2 separate regions of the Homo sapiens genome follow, and region 1 is linked to region 2. Evidence: chromatin contacts called from ENCODE Hi-C or POLR2A ChIA-PET data. All regions are on one chromosome and are shown on one strand. Each heading gives the region's core, a stretch centred on a gene start or an enhancer-like site at or near the end of the contact. The rest is flanking DNA. Distances are from core to core; before and after follow the strand shown.

Region 1 (2,700 bases), core at 68-2,567, 43 kb after region 2:
TAGTACTTAATGATCAGCCTTGCTGCTTTGAAATAGAGATTCTCAATTAAGAATTTCTCAGCTGAAAGAAAAAAATGTTAATCAGTAATAACCTTAGATGCTGCTTACTCACAGTCCTTTAAAAAATATATACATAGACAGACAACATCTTAATGGTGGCTTAGCTAGTAAAATATATTCACTTTGGAACATATTTTCTTTTTTCTTTCTTCTTTTTTTTTTTTGAAATGTAGTTTTACTCCATTGCTGCCCAGGCTGGAGTGCAGTGGCACAATCTTGGCTCACTGCAACCTCCACCTCCTGAATTCAACCAATTCTCCTGTCTCAGTCTCCAAAGTAGCTGGGACTACAGGCACCTGCTACCACACCTGGCTAATTTTTGTATTTTTAGTAGAGACAGGGTTTCACCTTTTTGGTCAGGCTGGTCTCAAACTCCTGACCTCAGGTGATCCATCTGCCTTGGCCTCCCAAAGTGCTGGGATTACAGGTGTGAGCCACCATGCCAGGGCTGGAATGTATTTTCATATGTATATTTGACTAAGGGTATGTGATACAATTTTGGAATTTGCAATACAATACCTGCAACAAACAGAGAAGACAATCTGACTCTGAACTGAGAACTTATGCTAATATCCTTTTTTTCCCTATTTATGACTCCTTTACCACTCACCCCAGTTAGGAAATGATGGGAAAGTGCAGATCTAAACAAACTAATCTTTCTTCATTCTCAAGAACGTCAGTTTAGTATTTAAATCCTAAATTGTTAGAATTCTAGTAAATACATAAAGAAAAGAATATGTACCTAACTCATTTTTAAAAGTACTCTAATACTTTTAGTATTGATAAATGAACACACTTTACTTTTTAGTGCGAGTCATAAACTTCTCCATTTTACATTAAGAGAAATCTTATTTAGAACATTCAATATTGCTTTCAAGAAGTGATGAGATTTTATAATTTATTCTATTTTGTTTAAACATAGGGATAGAAATGCATGTACTAATTCTTTAGTCCACACCGAAGGTGCTAGGTTGGGTTTACTTACTCAAAACAAAATAATTCTGGCCCTTCAAAAGCTACACAGGAAAATTGCTTCAGGTTTCATTTGTTTACTTAGAGTTGCCTCTTGGAAATGCCTCAAAATGATGCAGCAGTGTTCCAATTTTCCTAAACTCTTCAGATAATTGCCAGCGTCAATAAAAGCAAAAACAGCTTGCAGTGCACACCTCCGTAGGTGGAATTCTAAACCTGAGCAGCTCAGCTGCCACACATGAATGGATGCTCTCAACACTAAGCCTCCCACAGGGGACGGCTGAAGTTGCAGTTTAAAAGTGTTTGCAGAAATAGGAATGAGTCTCTCTCTGAGCCCTAAGGATGGCATGGTGAATTATCAGTGTGTCTTGTCCACATGAAAGATATGCACACTAATTCATGTTTAATTAAGTTTAGACCAAAGCTGACATCTTATATGTTTTAAGTTCAGCCTAAAGGTTTCTCTGTATGTAGTGAACTGTGACCCAACTTAATGTGTAAACAGACTGGAACCTACTTTTCTAACAAGTAGCCAAGGCTCAGCCAATCACAGCAGCCAAACTTCAGTCAACCACAGGGGGTCAACAGTTAGAAGCAGATTCAAACAAGGCAAACACTCAGCTGTAACCTATCCAGCTGTTTCCCTCACTTCCCTTTTCTCTCTCTAGTCACTTTCCTTTTTCTGTCCATAAATGTTATCGACCATGTGGCCACTCTGGAGTTCTACCAAACCTATACTGGTTCAGGGGCTGTCCAATTTGAGAATCATTCTTTGCTCAATTGAATTGTTAAATTTAATTTGTTTAAAGTTTTCAACACGCATTCGTCTTGATTAAAGCCAGAGGGTCTGGTCGTGCATCTGGAAAGAGACTGGAGATTATAAGGATGCAGAGCCACATAATTCAGTCCACAACGGGGGCTCTGGTTTTCAACTGCCTAGATTTGAGTTTTGGCTCTAAAGTTCCTAGCTCTGTGATCTCTGCCAAGTTGCTAACCACTCTAAGCCTCAGTTTCTCATGTGTAAACTAGGTAATAATACCTAATATTAGTAATAATACCTACAACTAATACCTAAGTCACGGGATTACTATAAGGCTTAAAGAAGTAACGTACAGCACAGGCCATGTTGCCTGACACAAGGAAAAGTGTCGAGTTCTGTCACTTTCAAGAAGAGGGAATAGGATAATTGATATCTCCCTATGAACTACCACCCAGACTAAGTCTGAGCTGGAGGACTGGACAGGGGAGGCTTCATTACCAAGACTGTTGTTTCCACCTTCTCACGCTACTTCAAGTTTGAAGCACAAGCCCATTCTTGGATTAGTAAATTGAGAACTGTTGCTACTTTCTTAGCATTTCATGTCCCCTTCCACCCCACTTTTCTTTTTATAAAACTGAAGACAGTGGCTGGGAGCGGTGGCTCACGCCTGTAATCCCAGCACTTTGGGAGGCTGAGGTGGGCGGATCATGAGGTCAGGAGATCCAGAGCATCCTGGCTAACACGACGAAACCCTATCTCTACTAAAAATACAAAAAATTAGCCAGGCGTGGTGGTGGGCGCCTGTAGTCCCAGCCACTCCGGAGGCTGAGGCAGGAGAATGGCATGAACCCAGAGGCGGAGCTGGCAGTGAGCTGAGATCGCGCCACTGCACTCCAGCCTGGGCGACA
Region 2 (2,700 bases), core at 31-2,530:
AAGAAAAGAAATGGGGGTGGGGGGAAGCATCAAATTTAAAAAAAAAGTTTCAAGGCAATGTGAAGAAAATCAAGGCAAGTGAGAAGAGAGGCCATATTCTTTAAAAAGCGTATAACATTTCAATCCCTTTACCTGATGCTGTTACCAGGAGGCTGTCTGAGGCACCTGGTCTACAGGATGAGGCACTAACGGGGTTTATGGAAGAGCAAAAGGCAATGGTGGTAGGAATGACAAGGGAACTGTCTGAACATGCAGGTTGGTTCAGTCCGGGGGTTGCAGCAGGCCAGGCACCCACCTGAGACGTGGCCAGGGCTGAAACGGCACAGCCTGCAGGTGCCACAGTTAAATCTATGGATGGTTTTGGTGGCAGCTGAGGGGAGGATGACTTAGGAAGGTTCTCCTCATTGATCACCCTGTTCCCTTGTGGCAAACTGGAAGGAGTCGAAGCCACAGTTTTGTTATCAACTTTGGCCCCTGTGTTCGAGGCCCTGCTGCTGTCTATAATAACCTTGAGTTGGGGGTGTGGTGGAGAAGGAGTTTGGGAGAGCCCTGGCTTTTTTGGAGGGATAGGAGGAGGATTTCCTCTGTCAACTCGTGCTACACCATGAGTCTTTAAACTGGTCCGACCAACTGGAGGGTGGGTGCCAACATCCCCTGTTGGGGGCACTCCAGGCCTTGAGGGAGCACCTGCTTGAGGGCTTGTAAATCTTGACAGTGCTTGGGTCACAGTATTCCGAGCTAGTTGTTTGGCCACTAGGTTGTCACGACTTGTAGGCGAGACATCTCTTGACGGAGGACTTTGGGTAGTATTTCCATTTTGGTCTGGGTCGTTAGCATTGCCCTGAAATCTAAATCTAGCTGCTTGGATTCGTGGGTTTAGACCTGGATGCAAAGAGGTGTTGGCACATGGTGAATGTAAACTGTGCATAGGTGGAGCTTGCGAGTTCTGAGGAGCTATGCCTGGTGTTTGAGCGGTGGGAGGGGCAGCGTTACTGGGAAGTGGGGGTGTGCTACTGGTTGGATCTGGTGTTGAGCCAGTGCTTGGTCCATTTTCCTCAATTTTGTTTGCACTTGGAGGTGGGAAAGCGGGTACAGAAGCGCCAATCAAGTCACCATAGGAAGCCTGCCTGTCAATACCTGGTCTGGCCATGGTGGCACTGGTGCACACGCTCCCTTTTGCATTTGCAGAAACTAGGGGACTCCCTGTGGAAGGTTTTACAGGCATGGTTAAAGGCAACTTTTTCATGTGGTCAGCATTTTCTGTCACTAGGTCTGTCTGGCATGCAACAGACCTTGTCACAGTTCCTTCTGTTCCCACAGATATGGAAACCAAACGCCTATCTTTTGTCTTCCGTGGAAGAGAGAGGCTTGGTTTGCTGTCACTTCCCCTTTTCAGTTGCTCAATCATTTTCCTCATCTTGTCTATCTCCTCTTTGAGGTCAGTGGTGTGTGCTTCTTCCCGGTTCAGCTTGGCACGAAGCTGTTCCCGCTCAGTGTCAAACTCAGAGAGTTGTTTTTCCATCTGAGCTTCCATTTCTGTGCTTCTTCGTTTCTCAGCGGAGAGTTCCTCTTCTAATTCATTCGTCTTTTTCTTTTCCTCTTCCAGTTTGGCCATTACGTCTTCGAGCTTCTGGGCCTCCTCTATGACTTTGCCTGAGAGCTGCTTGCACTCTTTGACCAGCATCAGGACCACCTGCTTGTTCTTGCCACGCTCTTCCTCAAGGCGGGCAGCCAGCTTCTTGTGCTCTTGCTCAAGGGCTTGTAGCTGAAGCTTCTCCATTTCCAGCTGAAAGAAATTCACAGGAAAACCCTGATTAATATACAGAATTTTCTTTTCACCAAGGAAATGCTTTTTGTGAGATTTTTATTAATTTTCTAACAATTACATAACTCGGGTTAGCAAAAACGCCACATTTTCAAAAAGTGTTGTGATAAGAAATATTTTAAAGACACATTAAAATGAGAAAATAGACGTAAATGGCTTTATAAAGACATCTAAATTACAACAATAGAGAATTTTTAAAGTCTATTGAAGTTAACTACAGAAAAAGAGAACAATAACCAGATGCTTTAAATCACAGCACAGGGATCAGAAAGGTCTATTTTTGTAAAAACACAGCTCTGTGATGGAATTGGTGATATTTTTAAAAAAGGTTTAATGCTTTAAAATTATTAATCTCTGAGGTAAAGTATCATGAAAAGTACTGAAAACCGAGGACTTCAGTTAAATTCTAAGCCCCCATGTTTGCTAATTGTATTACCTATCTCAGTAATGTAACATCTTTGAGCTTCCTATGATGAGTTGTTGTGGAAATCATATAAAATTATATATGAAAGAAAGTTCTTTGAAAACTCTAAAGAGCTAAAGAACGATCTTATTAGAACTACATTTGGTGTCAGTGAACCTGGAGCCTGACCTTGTCTCCTACTTTGATCCTGCTTACTCCCTTAGCTTCGCTGGATGCCCGGAGTTTCCTAAACATGGTCCTGCCTCGGGGTCTTTGTCCTTGCTGTTCTCTCTGCATGGGATTCCCACCACACACCTTCCCGTAGCGCTCCTGCAGTAAGCCATGTGCGCATGGCACAAGAGTGACCTGTGGGAGGGTGAGTAGGAGCAAAATTCCAGCCCTCTCTCCCTTCCTTGGATTTCCCTACTCACCCAGCTGCCTGCCCAGGCATGAAGACAGGGGTGCCTTTTCC

What was found. A loop is a pair of places that touch in the nucleus more often than their neighbours do. ChIA-PET counts read pairs that join two places held with the same protein, here RNA polymerase II (POLR2A). Pooled maps may share reads with other maps.
Region 1: a loop to region 2 is called in a map with no recorded cell type, with 2.5 times the contacts of the local background. The contact joins two enhancer-like sites. A Hi-C loop is called at or near these places in 7 of 37 single-sample maps with no recorded cell type and 4 of 50 pooled maps. POLR2A ChIA-PET finds 5 or more read pairs at or near these places in 6 of 52 experiments (A673, GM12878, H1 and 3 more).

Annotation. Positions count from the first base shown.
Region 1 is chr7:117,833,846-117,836,545 of GRCh38, forward strand. All of the region lies in intron 2 of CTTNBP2 (cortactin binding protein 2), which reads right to left. Among named protein-coding and RNA genes, the nearest start is that of CTTNBP2, 38 kb to the right of the region's middle. Within about 2 kb of position 1,318, at least 2 of the 41 ENCODE cell types and tissues checked have a DNase peak (open chromatin) inside an H3K27ac peak, as active enhancers do.
Region 2 is chr7:117,790,996-117,793,695 of GRCh38, forward strand. CTTNBP2 (cortactin binding protein 2) reads right to left here. Exons shown (of 23, transcript NM_033427.3): 4 at 133-1,786. Among named protein-coding and RNA genes, the nearest start is that of CTTNBP2, 81 kb to the right of the region's middle. Within about 2 kb of position 1,281, at least 2 of the 41 ENCODE cell types and tissues checked have a DNase peak (open chromatin) inside an H3K27ac peak, as active enhancers do.